2 separate regions of the Mus musculus genome follow, and region 1 is linked to region 2. The links are chromatin loops, found by intact Hi-C in ENCODE. Cell type or tissue: heart. All regions are shown on one strand. Links, peaks and the distances in the headings refer to the core of each region. The heading gives the core; the rest is flanking DNA.

The links. Peaks named below come from ENCODE experiments on the same cell type or tissue, not always from the same donor. Only the 100,000 strongest peaks of a DNase experiment are listed, where the experiment ranks them.
Region 1: it touches region 2 in a loop (2.5-fold over the local background); 2 of 42 quality-filtered maps call a loop at or near these places.

The regions. Positions count from the first base shown.
Region 1 is chr10:88,616,614-88,624,948 of GRCm38, reverse strand. No RefSeq gene overlaps it. Among named protein-coding and RNA genes, the nearest start is that of Mybpc1, 16 kb to the right of the region's middle. In heart, for the core only: a CTCF peak has its summit at 3,964 (motif pointing left); a DNase peak (open chromatin) is centred at 2,188; H3K27ac peaks cover 217 bases; H3K27me3 peaks cover 1,246 bases.
Region 2 is chr10:88,511,166-88,519,500 of GRCm38, reverse strand. Mybpc1 (myosin binding protein C, slow-type) reads left to right here. Exons shown (of 29, transcript NM_175418.5): 29 at 932-1,222. Among named protein-coding and RNA genes, the nearest start is that of Chpt1, 11 kb to the right of the region's middle. In heart, for the core only: CTCF peaks have their summits at 338 (motif pointing right), 4,777 and 5,538; a DNase peak (open chromatin) is centred at 4,800; H3K27ac peaks cover 332 bases.

The sequences.
Region 1 (8,335 bases), core at 145-8,144, 110 kb before region 2:
ATCTTTCTGTGCAATAGCTATTAACACCCCTCCTACCCACAGTTCCAGATGATTCTCTGTAATCTAATCCCCCAACGCTTGTTCCTCCTAAACTTCCAGCCACTGGCTGTCCCCAGCTACTGTCTTCCTGGATTGTCTAACTTAAGCAAGAAACCTTTCTCTTTAGGGCTTTGAGAGAAGGAAGAATTCCCTTTGGCACACTGGAAAGGAAAATAAAATTGTAGGTGTTCCCTTGCCACTGTCCCTCCCTCCCTCCACCCCCCCCCCCGATTTTTCTCATCGCAACGATGTTTGGTAACAGTAGGAGAAATCGTGCCAGTCAGATCAAAAGTAAGGGAACACCAAGGGAAGAGTGGAAAGACACGTGAAAGCAGGGACAGGGACAGGGACGGCAGGTGGGTCTGTCAGAGCAGAGAGCAGGAGGGGATTACACAACAGTCTCGCTGTAACTTAAAATACCATCTCCTGGCGGGTGTACTGCCGGAGGCTCCTGGTGTGGGAGAATTTGTACAACTGTTCAGTGGTGTCCCCAGGAGCATGAAAAGATGGAACACTGCAGAAAGTTAAGTGTCACTAGAGACAGTGGGTTATTGAGGAAAATCACACCAGGAATCAGCACAGCACCTGATCTTGCCAAAACGAATACGATTATTATTGGGAAAGGAAAGTAAGACCTGAGGCCCCGTGTGCAAACTCGCTTGTGTGTGCTCCAGCATTCAGGATTCATACAGCCAGACAGTCTGAAGTCATATCTACACAGCCTACTAACAAACAAAATACAGAAGCCTTTATTCCCAAGTTTCTGTATCTGTAAAATAGGACTGATAATAATTTTTACACACAGGGCTATTATATTATATAATTTATTATATAAATTGTACCAGTAGTAAAAAAAAAACCCCACTCATTATTACAGTAGCCCTGAGATAGAGCCAAGAATGGTCTTTATTATTATTATCATTACTACTACTACTACTACTATTATTATTATTATTATTATTATTTTATTTTTATTATTATTTATCTGAGACAGGATCTTACTGTATAGCTCTGACTGTCCTGGAACTTAGTACATAGACCATGCTAAACCTTAAATTCAGAGATTTGTTTGCCTCTGTTTCCTGGGGGGCTAGGGTTAAAGGCACGCACCACCATGCCCCGCTGCTTTCTTCTCTCAGTCATGGAACTGAAACAGGAATAGAGTAAAAGGAAAAGGAGAGAGGCTGGGGAGACTTCCTTCCTAGTTCAGATGCTGCTGTGGTAATAAATTACTTGCAAATGGAGCAGTGCAGACTACTGGCCAGCCATTTGCTGCTACCATTAGCACATCGGGTATCAGAAGCCAAAATCCAAACTCTCGGGTGAGGCCATTTGAGCCTATATTTATAACTACTCTGGTTGTCTGCAGCTGATGTGAAAGATACTTACTCGCTTGGGAACACCGTCAAGTTCACAAGTGCTACAGAGTGTTTCCACGGTGGCTACGAGTAACGTTGAGCTCGGAAGCTTCTTGGTAGTGTCCAGCTGACTGTGGAATTTGTTCAACCAGCAAACTAACATCGATGTGCCTACCCCTAACCTCCCTTTCCCTCGTCCCCCTCCTCTTTGGAAGGGTCACTCACACAAAGTTGATCAGGTTACCCTCAAAGTTCTCCTGAGGTATAGGCCACCATGCCTTTCATTTACTTATCTTGAAAAATATTTTATCCTCTTATTTATGTATTAAACGAGTTCTTCTGTATTTGACGTAGCAAAGACTCAAAGACTGGAATTGTCTTAAACTGCTTATTTGCAAGGAAAATTGGCTTTGGGTATGCGCCCTTGGCATCCCCCTGCCCCATCCCCAAATCCAACTCCCTACCAAAAGAACCCAGAACGACATCTTAAGGGCAGTGCTAGAAAAATCCTAGTTTGACTGAAGTTATGAGGATTTTTTGGTTACTGAACGTGTCACCAACTAAATCAGACATGCATTTGTTATGTGACGTCATCCCTTCCAAATGCTCTCCGAGGCAAGGGGGAAGTGAGGCTAAACGTGGTTCTGGACTTGGAGTGGCTCCAAGGAAACGTAGACCACCGCTAGCCTTTTGGTTGGAGTTGCCTCTGTGTCTGAGTACTTGAGCCACTTCATGCCCGTGTGCGACAGGATAAGGCGAGGAGAGGTTCCCTGTTCAGGGTTCAAGTGCTCTCGTGACTATCCTAAAATAACACTGAGCGTGATACAGTAGAACTTCACGTAGCTAAGTGTACAGGCTTTCGACTCGACCTTGTCACCCAATCATCGCTCTTCCCGGCTCAAACAAGCTGAGCTGCTGAACAGAATTTTCCATCATCACTGTGTGGCAGAACCCTTGCGCTTCTGCGTTTCCTTTTCCACTTTGCAGTACATCAGCTAGGCTTTCCTAGCTCCCAAATGTTTTCCTAGCGACTTATACCGCTCCTTGCCCGCGGGAGAATCTATTTTTCTATGACTTTGCCTACTTCTTTCGCAAGAATTATAATTACTTTTACATAGCCTTTTTTACTCACGCCGCCAGGTACACCACTGTATTCCCATAGCCAAGTCGTTATGCCTCATTGAGCATTAAAGAAATCTGATCGTTTCCTTGGTCTCTATTTTGGAAGATACAGGAGCGTTTCCCTTAGCGACAGCATGCAGCAATATTTAAACGAGGCTGACAAAGAGGAAGAGTTTGGGTGGAAAAGGAAACCTCTAAATGCCTTGTTTTAACTTACACGAAGATGCGGCATAGGAGATAAAAATGAGAGATTTTTCTTTAAAACTGAATAACCTCTGATGGAGGTGATTATGACCCAAACACATGTGTGAAATTCACAAAGGATAAAAAAGATAAATAAGCAACAGGCTAACGTTGCTTGGGGTTCAAATGGTTTAAAAAAACAAAAACAAACAAAAACAGAACAAAACAAAACAAAACAAAAATACTATTTTATGTATTTTGCCCGCGCATACTCTGTGTACCACATGCCTGTCTGGTGCACGAGGAAGCCAGACATATGTGTTGGATCCTCGAGAGGTGGAGTTACAGATGGTTGTAAACCACCATGTGGGTAGCCAGGTCCTCTGGATGTCAGATCCAGGACCTCTGGAAGAGCAACTGCGCTGAGCCATCTCGCTAGCTCCCAAGTGCTTTTAAAAATAATAAAAACTGGGTAATTTCTGAAGAAAAGCCGCACATAAGCTATATGTGTACAGGACTGTGGGGAAATTATACAGAGAATGAGTCCTGCAGTTTGGGATTGTTTGATTTTTTTTTTCCTCCTATAGTGAATGGAATTTTTAATTTTCTATAGCTTTTTAACATCTGACCGATAGCTTTATGGTTCATGCTCTCAGCCCTTTATTTCAAGTGTCTTTTTTATAGAATGAGTTTCTAGAAGAGGAAACAAATAAGAGGAAATAAACAAATTTTGTTATTCATATAAACAAAGCAATGTTTCCTCTTGTTCCTGTTTTTGTTGGTGGTGGTCTTGTTTGCTTGGTTTTTTGTTGTTGTTGTTGTTGTTGTTCTTTTACTTTGTCTGTTTAGAGTAGATGCTATTTTCATCCTGTTTGCTCTTTGTTTGTTTGTTTGTTTGTTTGTTTGAGGCCTGGTCTCACTATAGATTATATTTATTTGTTTGTTTGCTTGTTTGTTGTTTATTTATTTATTCATTTAATTATTTATTTAGAGATAAGGTCTCACTATGTAGACCAGGCTAGCCTGCACCTCCCTATGTAGACCAGGCTGACTTCCACTGGTCTCTACCTCCTGAGTACTGGGATCAAAAGCCAGTACTACCACACTAGCTCCAAACTCACTTTGAATTCATTATATAGACCAGGTGTCCTCAGACTTAAGGTCCCTTTGTCATAACATCCCCCTGGTTGGCATTACGGGTGATGTCATCAGCTTCATTTCCATATTGGGCAATACACAAACCACCTGTAACTCCAGCTCCAGGGACTCTGATGCCCTCTTCTGGACCCCGCAGATATGTGCATATGCACATACACATAATTAAAAATATTTTAAAAGATGAGTGTCTGTTTTCTTTCTTTTCTAAATCCTGGCTGCAAATAATACATGACGTGAAAAATGAGAAGATATTATAATACAGGTCAGCAGCAAATCTTCTCTCAAGGTGTGTAAATACATTGTTTCATATTAATATGTATAACTACTTTTTTAATTATTATTTTTTGAGTTTTGAGACAGGTTTTACTCTGTAGCCCTGGCTGGCCTGGAATGCATTATGTAGACCAGGCTGGCCTTGAACTTGGGGAAATAGCTTCTGCTTTCTGAGAGCTGAGATTATAGGTGTGCATCACTATGACTGGCCTCATCATTATTTTTTATGGCTATTATCTCTTCAGCATATGCCATTTAGTTATGTAGCATTTATAAATAATACCTGTTAAGTAGTACACAATAATTAATTAGATTCCCATTATTGGAGCTAAAGACTTATTTTCTATTTGTTTGGTTAATTTATTTACTTGTCTATTTTTCAGCCAGGGTCTCACCATGTAACCCTTGTATGTAAGGCCTTGTGTTCTTCCTGCAGCCTCTGTGTGCTAACCTGAAAGGCAGCTGCCACTACACACCATGGCTCATTTTCTTAGTCCCTTTGAACAATGCCATCCCAGCAGAGTCCTTTCTTGTAATCTTTGCTGTCTTGCATATGGAGTTTTGTAGAATTGATTATTAGACATGGGAATCTGAATTCCCAAACCAGAGTGATGGGTTAGACCAATGGTTTCCAACCTGTGGGTCTCGAACCCTTTGGGGACTTAAAGCATACGTTTACTCTATGATTCATAACAGTAGCAAAGTTACAATTATGAAGTAGTGACAAAAATAATTTTATGGTCGGGGGTCACCATAACATGAGGAGATATAGTAAAGGATCTCACAAGTAGGAAGATTGAGAGCCACTGGGCTAGACAACCTTGACAAATTACCAAGCCCACGGGATGTGGCTCTGAATCTCCTACACTATACTCCTGAAGTCAACCCTGTATGAAAGTCTTGAGGGGACTACAGAGCTGCGTGACTTGCCATTTCCTCATCAGTACATCACCCCTTCCTCCGTGGCTGGTCAACTAGAATCTCGCCCACCCTACCCCCACCCCCACCCTGTCTCTGGTCTCTCTGCATTCGGAGTGTGTCACCTCCACTGAGCCTGCACCAACAGCGATGACCACATCACCTACAAATGCTCGTGTCTCATCAACCTTATCCCATGTTTGTATTGTTCTGGTTCCAGAATGCTGATACTTTAAGCCTGAGGCTCTAACTTGAGCAGGAAGAGTTTATTTTGGGGATGAGGAATCTCCCCCCCAGAGACAGGCCTCTCTCAACCTTGCTCTCTCTCTCTCTTTCCCTTCCTCCCTCCCCTTTCTCTCTTCTTCCATTCCCTCCCCCTTCTCCCACTCCCTCCTTCCTCCCCCTTCTCCCACTCCCTCCTTCCTCCCCTTTCTCCTAGACCCTCCTCCCAGTCCCTCCCCCTCTTCCCCCTTCTCCCACTCCCTTTTTTCCCCCAGCTGGGAAGCTCTGGAGGAGGAATTGGTTTCTAAATCTGCACATCACTCCTTTCTCTCTCAGAAAACATCACATTGACTCCCTTATTACATAGAAACAGTCAATGGGACAGTAAGGGGTCGTGTTGACAGTGATTTTAGTCACTTATGGAAAGTGCCCCTATAAATTTCTTCAGTGTATAGAGGTGATGTAGTGAACCCATACAAAGTATGCATTTCATCAGCCCTATAAACACAGTTGTTTAAAGTGGCCAAGGAAGAAGGAAGGCACAGGCAGCACTGTGAACGACAGTCTTCTGCAAGGACAATCTTAGGAAGATGGTGTTCTAATGGTACCATCTCGTAATGGCTCTGTGATGGTTTGAGTAAGTATGGCTCCCAGAGCTTCATGTGTTTGGATGCCGGGCCATAAGGAGTGGCACTATTAGGAGGTGTGACTTTATTGGAGGAGATGTGGCCTTTAGAGGAAATGTGTCCCCATGGAGGCTTTGAGGGCATTTATACTCAAGGTACACCAGTGTGGTTCACAGTACCCTTCTTCCCTCTGGGCCAGTCAGAATCAGCACCAGAGCCTAACGAGGCTCATCACCTTAGGGAACATTAAGAACATAGATTAAAGATGCAGTACCACCTTGTGTGGGGAGCGGGTGTGGCGGCAGTCCCAAAGGCGCCAGGGACTGCAGCTAAGTCATATGACTTGCACCTGACTTCCTCATATAAGACACAAACATCTTGAGTGCTGCGCAGGTGTACCAGGATACAGGTGAATCCAATTTGGTGGAGATTTGCCCCTGCTGCCCTGATTAGCTGAAGCCTCGTGACTGGCGAGGGGGCGTGGCCTGCGGTGCGTGGATGAGAGAGAGTATAAAAGGAGTGAGAGGCCCAGGGTTCGGGGGAGATATAAAAACAAGGGAGATATAAACAAGGGAGATATAAAAACAAGGGAGATATAAAAACAAGGGAGATATAAAAACAAGGGAGATATAAAAACAAGGGAGATATATAAACAAGGGAGATATAAAGAAAGAAGAAACAGGACTGAATAAACGTGTGCAGAAGGATCCTGCTGTGGCGTCGTTCTTGCTGGCGAGTTGGGGGCGCGCTCAAGAACCTTGCATCTCTTTAGTTCAATCAAAATGCAGCCCTGGATAAGGCAGTGAAACCCCACCATACCTATTTTAGGGTTCTCCACAAGACTCCAACGTGTAACCAAGGTGCAGACTATTTGTGTAACTCTTAAACAAACTTTATGTTTCATGGTCCTGAGAAACTTCCAAGTAGCTGGATAACGTCTGAATTATTGTTCCCCTGTCAGGGTAGCCATCTTGGTTCCCTAAGGATGTTACCATAGTTCCTATGTGGATGGTCCCAGAGAACAGGTTAACAGTAGAATTTAAATTAGAGGGTTAGATCATGTGCTTAGAATAAGAGAATAAAGATGGGAATGTGTCCTAGGAAGAGGTAATGGTATAAGCAAAGATACCTGGATAATAGTAGAGTCCGAGGCTATATGTGCACAATGTTACAAGAAACAGTATCAAGAGAAACTGAGGGTTGGCAAGATCATGGGTCAAATCTTTGGCCTTGATGGCAAGATTGCTGATAGATGATTCACCCTGGGAAGGGAATGAGAGCAGGCCTTCTGTGGAGTGGCAAAAGTTTAATTCAAAAATTGCTTTATGCAAAAGAGCCACATACTCTCCAATTAGGACAAGAGACCAGATCTGATTTGGATGTGGTGGTGTGGACCTGTAACCTAGGAGATGGACAATGAAGGCAAGCTCAAAACCAAGTTCTAGGCCAACCTGGGCTACATTCTGAAACCTTGTCAATGACAGAATAAGAGAAGGAGGAGGAGAAGGGGAGAAAGAGCTCACATCTGTCCTCTCAATTACTTTCGTGGTGTCACCAATAAGTCATAAGAGCCCAACACTGGCGGTGCGGAGCTTCTCCTCTAGTTGGTCTTAAGTAGATGCTTATCCCAGACCAGAATCACAAGGGTGGTAATATGATAAGCTGCTGGTGAATCTGTCTTCCCAGAAATCTACCCCTTCTTTAAGAGGAACACTGTGACTTTCTGGGAATACCAAGGGATACCAGTGACAGACCCAGAGAAGGTAACATCTAAGTAGATGTTTGGGGAAGGTCCTGCATTAGAACTGTCCCTGGAGTCTTGCTTATGTTGGAAAGCTGTCACTGGACGATGGCATATAAAAGACGTTACCTTTGAGTGCTACCCCAACCAGCCAGTTGGTTTTCTTTTAAAGTATTTTACTTTCAGAAACTAAATACATTCTGGAATACTTATGTAGGTCTTGTGTATAAAAACTCATGTGTACAAGTGTGGCCCATAAAATCAGATTTCAACACAAAACCATGAGTCCAAATCTCTCATTTGGATATTTTATCCAACTATTTTTAAAGGATTTATTTACTTTATGTATATGAATGTTTTGCTCACATATCTGTGTGTGCACCAGGTATATGCTTGGTGCCCTCAGAGAAGAGGGTATCAGATTACCTGAAATTAGAATTACAGATGGTTGTAAGTAACTATGTAGATACTAAGAATTGAACCCAGGTTCTCTGGAAGAATAGCCTATGCTCCTAACCACAGAGTCACCTCTCTAGCCCCAACTGGGTATTTTAAAGTAGAATTACAAGAGTCTCATAAGTAGAGAACTTTTTTCTATTTTTAGGGCTGGAAATTGAAGCCAGGGTTTTGCACATGCTGGGCAAATGTTCTACCATTGAACTATACTCCTAGCCTACCAAAGTCTAGTGACAAAA
Region 2 (8,335 bases), core at 316-8,315:
ATGAGTTTCTCAAATTTGCATCAAAGAAGTTTTAAGAATGTTCAAACAGCATGCTGCTTTGTCTGGTCATGAATTTTTTTTAAGCAAGTGAAGCATTCATTAAAGGGCAGTGCAGAGTTCTGGCTTCATGGGTTCTCTCTTGAATGACACTCTGAGGTTGTTGTTTTTTTTTTAAATATATATCTATATAACAGGAATTCAGAAGGTAGGTATGAAATACTAGTTGGCATTTCTCTCACTCTCAGAAGGTATTAGTTGTATTTTTTGCACAGTTTATAGATGGCCAAAGTTTTTAATATTTATTATTATACATAAGTACACTATAGCTGTCTTCAGACTCACCAGAAGAGGGCGTCAGATCCCATTATAGGTAGTTGTGAGCCACCATGTGGTTTCTGGGATTTGAACTCAGGACCTCTGGAAGAGCAGTCAGTGCTCTTACCCGCTGAGCCATCTCACCAGCCCCTAGATGGCCAAAGTTAAAGTGAATATTTTTTTTTCCTTCCCAGTGGGCTTGAATCACAATTATCTGTGCTTAATTAAAAAGAACGTTAAGAAATGGCTCTCCTGTTGACTAATAGCCGTTCAGTCAGAACCTTTCCATCATACATGGAGGGTTCCCCAAACCTCTCTCTCAAAGAGCAGTGCTCTCTCCAACAGGTGGGAATTTAAATCGAGATTTAACAACGGTAGAGGAGTAAATTATTATGAGTCTGCCAGGAACTTGATTTCTTCCCCCCCGAGATGCCAAGTGCCTTATATTCCAAATGCATTAAAACCAGGACAAGATTTCAAGTAGGTACTGTGTGATTCCTGTAGCTAACAAGAACAAAACCAACCCCGTTTGTAGGCAGCCAGTGCAGGAGCGTTCTCTTGTCATCTTTTACATAGCTGCTTTTAACGTTCCCTTTTTCCATTTTGTCTTCCCTAGGTGGGCTGTCCTTCTGCAGGCTCCTCCTGCAAGGCGTGCCTCCAAACATAATTGATTCCTATTTGCGAGACTTACAATCAAGCAATCCCGAGGAATACTGAGGGCAGGGCATTGCTTCTAGACACACCCACTGCTTTGAAATCTGATTGAAAATGGATAGTACTTTCTGGTTTTCTCCCAGGCCCCCAAGTGTGGTCACTTTCTTTCTTTCCTCCTAACTTTGAAGAAAGTAAAAAAAAAATATAATAATTGTTTGCACAGATTGCTTAATTAAAAATTGCAAACAAAGTCTCTTGTGCTGTCCTACTTTGTTCACTATGGTCTTGCCTGGTTCACTGTACCTTAGTAAAAAGCCAACTGTATAATAAGGAAAAGCCACTATTTCATTTTATAATAGCCATCTCCAAAGACTTCTCTCTCCCCCAGAGTAAAGAAATCACAACATTCCATAATGGGATCCTGAAAAAAAATCTGTCTCTCTTGACTGCCCTTCTGCTGCGTGCTCCAGGCTGGCCTCGAACTGATGGCGAGTCTTTTGCCACAGCCTCCTGAGTGCTGGGCTTAAAGGTGAGGCATGAAACGCTAAAGTTAGTTTTCATACATTTTTCTAAATCAACTTTTCTAAGTGGGCTTGTTTGGTTCACACAAACCTACTTAACATGAGGGTCTATGCCCTCTTTTTCCATGTGAACTTAATAAGAGTTATCACAACTTTACCTTTCAGGCATTTTCTTTTCAGTTAAAAAAGAAAAAGGAAAAGGTATTTAGTAAATGGAACAAATAAGTTTGCAGTATGTATGCTGAAATAATGCTCTATTTGCTATGCATTTGGAGTTGTAGTCTCAGTCAGAGCTGAGGCAAAAGGCTTAGGCCCAGATGCTACCAAACCTGGGTCATAATACCCCTGTATTAGTCAGGGTTCTCTAGAGTCACAGAACTTATGGATAGTCTCTATATAATAAAGGAATTTATTGATGACTTACAGTCTGCAGCCCAATTCCCAACAATGGTTCAGTAGTAGCTGTGAATGGAAGTCAAAGGATCTAGCAGTTACTCAGTCCCACACAGCAAGTAGGCAAAGGAGCAAGAGCTAGACTCCCTTCTTCCAATGTCCTTATATGGTCTCCAGCAGAAGGTGTAGCCCAGATTAAAGGTGTGTTACACCACACCTTTACTCCCAGATGACCTTGAACTAGGAGATCTCCCTGTCTTAATCTTCTGGAATCCATAACCACTATGCCTCAAGATCTCCATACCAAGATCCAGATCAGAAACTTCTATCTCCAAGCCTCCAGATAAGGGTCACTGGTGAGCCTTCCAATTCTACATTGTAGTTCATTCCAAAGATAGTCAAGTTGACAACCAGGCATAGCCACTACAACCCCTAAGGAAAAATTTCTAGACCCGCCCTCCATGTTTGCCCAAACAGCCAGTCCTAGTACCGGAGGACTAGTACTGTATTCTATGAAGCAGCTCCAGACTTAGTAGTCAATTTTAGTTAACCTTTTAAAAAATAAAATCAAGCTGTTGATAAATGCTTATATAACAATGCCGCAATCTTGTGAACAACTTCTTCACTCTTCCTTAGTTTCAGATAAAGGAGCAGAAGTGTACAGTACCACACCTAAATTTTTAATTTTCTTAGCCACCACTCCCAATAGCCCCCTTCTTTTGTTGTTCCCCCCAGGGGCTCAGTTCATCTTTGCTTGCAGATGTCACCATAGCATCTTACAATGAGATTTAAAATATTTCCTCCTCTCCCTTTCCAAATTTCCAATGGGAATGTGTGAGATCATCCCCTGGGCTGACGATGGGCTCACTGAGGGGAAGATGAAGGTCTGGGTGGTTGCTATGCATCTGGGAATTTCCAGAGAAAACTACTCTATAGTCAAACTATGATGGGTCCTTTTTCTTCTGTTCCCACTGCTTGGTAATCTTGCTCCCTGGATATTACAATTAGCTACTAACTTTGCTCTTAGGCCTTTAATCACTCTGAAATAATGGTTGTCTCTTACTCCCCTAGGATCCGTAGAGTGGTTCCGGTTAGTACCTTGTGGGTACTGACATTTTTAGATGCTCAAGGTTATGTTTGTTTGTTGGTTTGGGGTTTTTTGTTTGTTTGTTTGTTTTGTTTTGTTTTGTTTGACTCAGTGTTTCTCTGTGTATCCCTGGCTGTCCTGGAGCTCACTCTGTAGACCAGGCTGGCCTTGAACTCAGAAATCCACCTGCCTCTGTCTCCCAAGTGCTGGGATTAAAGGCATGCGCCACCACTGCCCGGTGCTCAAGTTTCCTATATCCAAAATATCATAGTATTTGCATTAATCTACATGCTTCCTCCTGTATACTTCAAATTGCCTCTAGATTACTATAATACAAAATAAGCAAAAAAAAAAAAAAAAGTTGTTACATTGCTGTTCCGAGTGTTCTGACAAGGGGTGGGGGGAGCCTTTTCTGCCTCTAGTGTTCAGCACAAACATATTCTTTGAATATTTTCATTATCCTAGCAGCTGGAATCAGGGCCCCGAAGAGCTGTCATGCAAAATCCTTATGCAGACATCTGTGTTCGTTGGTGTTAAGGGGTTGTTCAGAGGTTGACCATTCTGATCATGAATACATTTTTTTTTTTTAAAGAGGAGGCTTTTATTACTATAATGGTGTCAGGTCTACACCTAAGACTCACAGATCCTGAATACACTGCCCAGCCTCCTCAGTCAGGGGATTTTAAAGGCAAAGAGCACTGAAAGACTCCGAGAGGAGCCCCTCGCTCAGGCCTCAGGACAATAGCGAACACCCAAGAACTCATGATAGACCAAGCTTGATGTAAACCACATGAGGCTTTATTGGGGAAAGCCAGAGCTCTGGGGACGACTCATATCCCACGCAGGGGTAGAGGAGTCAACCTTGAGGGGAAAGAGGTCCCAGTTTGTATAGGCCCTCAGTGGGGAAAGGAGAAGGGGGAAAGTAGGGGATTTCAAGAAATGGGTATGGGAGGGGTACAAGGAAAGAGACTGGTGCAGGTGTAGCAACTCCGGATTGGCTGGGCTGTGGTTGCTGGGGAGATTTTCTGACTCTCAGCAACCAATATCACAAACACCTGGCAATGGGCTTTTTCAGTGGGCACACACATGGGTTCAAGGAACGGTCAAAACATTGGCAGACACACGGGTTCAAGGAGTGGCCAGAGCATTGTGCGCCTCTATTTTTCTAAATCAGTGAAGCCAGTTCTGCTAACAGTGACATCTATCTTGCCAATTTCAGGGCTTCTGTGACCTTTTACATTCTGTCAGGATCTTTCAAGCACAATGTTACATTGTGTCTATGCACAAGCAGAAGGTCGTCTGGGCAAAGCAAGCTTTTGTTTACAGAAGCAGAAATAGCAGGTTTGCTAAAGTTGTACAAGACCAGGCTGATTGCAAAAATTAACCCTTAATGTTTGGATGTCCCAATTCGCTTTATAGTCCAGAGATTTTTAAATTTTTAAACATAAAGCTAGCCGGGCAGTGGTGGTGCACGCCTTTAATCCCAGCACTGGGGAGGCAGAGACAGGCAGATCTCTTGAGTTAGAGGCCAGGCTGATCTACAGAGTGAGTTCCAGGACAGCCAGGACGACACAGAGAAACCCAATCTCGAAAAAAAAAAAAAACAACCAAAAACAACCAAACAAACAACCCATAAAGCTAGCCATGAACATAATGTGAGCCATCCCATTAGGAAAGCTATCTGAACATTACTGACTCAGGTATTTTGCACAAATGCAGTCTGGCTAATTCAGAAACACAGGCAAACTAGAACTTGTATACACCCAGTAAAGAACAATGTAGCAGAGCCAGGCAGCACGCCCCTGCAGGCTGCCTGGGGGCACAACAGCTGGGCGGCTGGCCAGGAGAGAGAATACTGGCTGACTGCTTTTGCTGAGTCACACAGTCAAGTCTGTTATGGCATAGAGTCTACATTGTGAAGCTTTCTCCCAGAGTTTCTTTCTCCATTCATAACCTCCTTAATTATATCTAAACATGGCTCTGGCAGGCCTTGCCCTTCTCCCCCATTCCTCTACCTTGATAAGAATCTGTAGATTACTTCTCTAAAGCTAGCCAGAAGGTCTATTCCCTTATTTGTCCACTTCGTCCTCCAGAGGCTGACAACCAAGGGCCAGCTGTCAAAGTAGTGAAGTCCAGCAATCAAAAGCCCTCTTTAGCTCACCTAACTAACATGCCAAATCAAAATTAGACACCTTCTCCTAACACAGGGTTTCCCATTTTGCCTTTATAAACTCATTTTCCTAGGAGCCAGTCTTTCTCCTCTCTATTCAGAGGCAGGCCTTTGTTGTCCAGGACAAATACTCCTTCCTCTCCTTGTTCCCTTCCCCTTCTCCCTTGCCTTCTATTTCCTGTCCCTTATTCCTGCTCTTTGTCCCTCTGGGGCAAATAAATTTCCTTTGTGCTGAAAACTTAGTCTTGTGTCTTCAGTCAGAAACCAGTCCCTTTAGTATCTTTTACTCAACAACATTGTTAGGGTCCGAGAATCCCCAGAGAGTGGTAACTCAGACTCAAATACCTTGCTAAAGCAAAGAGCATTTATTCAGCTAAATCTCCTGCAAGCTGGGGTCTCCCCATCCCGGAATGGAGACACCTAGTGGGCCCAGCTTTTACTGTCACTTAGGGGAATTTCAGGGAGGGGTGTGTGCTCTTTTTACCTTGGTTGGTAAGCTCTATCTCTAGGGGGTCTGACTGATTCTACTATTGGTTAGGCTCTGGAGTCTTCCCAACCGGTTACTTATTCATTCTAGCTACCTAGTCTTACTTCAGGCCAGATGACAAGGTGTCCTTGGATTGGCTGCCCGAGGCTGTGGTTGGCTGACCACGGGTTCCTGGAGCTGGGTTCTCATTTCTGGGAAACAGAAACTTAGGCCTAGACTCCCGAACCGCCATGCATGGAGTTGGGTTGGCTCTGGCTAACTCAGTCCTTTCAATACATGATGTGTCCTCGTACAAGCAATACTTAGACTTTGCAAAGCTCCAAGGAAGAAAAAGGATATTTTGAAACTCTGAAAAATGTCCAAAGCTGTCACTGCCACCGTTTTTTTTTTTTTTTTTTTTTTTTTTTTAGTAGCTTTGCTATAATTAGGTTTAAATATCACTCCATTAAAGCAAAATTGTGTCTCACAAGAATTTACCAGGTTGAGGGTGGGAGGGCAAGAGTTCATTTAAAAACTTGAAAGATCACACTTATTTATTCCTTTTAAAGGCCTAATAAAGGCTTCACCTAAGTTAATATGGAAATAGTAAACACTTCTAAGAAATGTTGAAATGAGACAATATGTTCTTAACTTTTCACTTTGAAGTTGAGGTTGGAAACAAGACTCAGTTCAACAACTGAGTTATTGATAAACTGCTCTGTCTATGACATTAGCTCAGAACTCAGGAACTTAACATTCACAGAAGCAGGGAGGGTATAGAGTGCATATATGGGGAAAAAAAGTGAGAAAAAAAAAAAGCCAGGCAGTGGTGGCACATGCCTTTAATCCCAGCACTTGGGAGGCAGAGGCAGGCGGATTTCTGAGTTCAAGGCCAACCTGGTCTACAGAGTAAGTTCCAGGACAGCCAGGGCTACAAAGAGAAACCCTGTCTCGAAAAAAAACAAAAAACAAAACAAAAAAGTAGAGTGCATATATGGATTCGAAGTTGGGTAATGTGTTTATATATCTGTTCCAATTAATGTACAGGACAAGATATGTTGCTTTCTTTTTCTGTATCAAATGTGACCCTAAGTTTCCTAGCAACCAGGGAGATTGAAAATTCCTCTGATCTGTGTGGAGATAAAGCTGTGCTCTTTCCTGGTGCTTAGGAAAAAGATGGAAGGAAAGTCCTCTGGTCTTCAATGCACAATGGCAATTACATGGCTTATTAAAAGCAAGTGATTGTAAGAAGTGTGACACCAGGCTATTTCGGCCCCCAAGGCTACAGTTTGCCCATTGTATTAGGATCTCCAAAGACACCGAACCAATAAGAGGTCAATGGTTAGATTAGATTGTTAGATTAGATTAGACTGGATAGATAAATGATTGAATTCTAGAAGAGACCTAGGCTGAGGAAGAAGGTCAGCTGGATGCTTTCTCTCTCTGCCTCTCAGAGCTAACAGGCTTTCATCCCAGCATTTCTCCTGAGTCTTCATTGGTAGAATTGAATGATTGAGATTTTGTTAAAAAAAAAAAAACAGAAACAGAAACAAACAAACAAAACCATCCAATCCCATCACCATATAAAATTAACTGCCATACCCTGTCATGTACTAATTTTATGTCTATTCCTTTTGAAAGATCTGGACAGTTCTGCTACTCGGTTGAATTTGGCAGAAAGGACCCCCTGTACTTTCTAGAGTTTTACTCTGGGATTCTCAAGGCATAGACAGTTTCCTCCACAGGTCAGGGAGGGACTCTACAGACCCATGCACACATTCCTGCTGGCAACACTTCTCATGGCCCCCTTTTCTTATAGAGTGTATTTCTTGACTCTATTGGGACGTTTCTCTGAATCCAAATCCCCACAGGGGCGCCTTATAGCCAATATACTCACCCCAAGGCCGAATGTTTGACCTATAGTCACCTGTGTGTCAGGAAGCTGGGGACAGAGATGTGACTAGAATTGGCCAGAGACTTGGGCACCTAGGCCCTCTCTGTGCGTGGCTACCTATAACAGTTGACTAAGGTAAATGACCCCTGTTGTTGGTTCCTTATTTCTGTGGATTCCAATAAATTAGTATTCCTGCATCAAAGATTCAGGTTCCTGCTACAAGACTTTGTGAAAATCCTTCACAATGAAATGTTGATAAAGGATTAGAGAGACAAATGCATTAGTGAGACAACCTGTCGTCCAGATTCTGAGCATTGTCATTGCTCTGTTAATAGTTGCCTGGTGCTCCTTGTGTGTTCCCAGACACACTGACTGGACAACGTCCGAAGTAAGTTACAAGGGGCAAACTACCAGGGCACAGGTAGAACGAGGACACAGAAGTGCTTAGGGCATTGGGTGACTCAAATATGTCATTAAGGAAACACTGTCCTATTCCTACGTATCCGGCACAGGTACCTTTTCTCCTGAGCAATATTGACATTACCTCTGTTTTCTGATGGGGCGAGGTTAGTTCCCCAAGGCAAGCGATTCACACCTGCTTTTCTTTTTCCTTCACCCGCACTCCAATCTTAGAGCCCAGGAAAACATCTTCAAAGAAGTTAGATACTAAATTATTACCCGCTGGCTGGCTTATATTTTACAAGTTAATTAATGAGTAAGCAGGGTTCATCCTCGGCACCGTGGCAAGGAAAATAAGAAAATTATAAGGCAACCTTCATGGAGAAGTATGACAAAGGGTCATTGGAAGGGAGCCAGGTTTCAAAATAAACCGTCA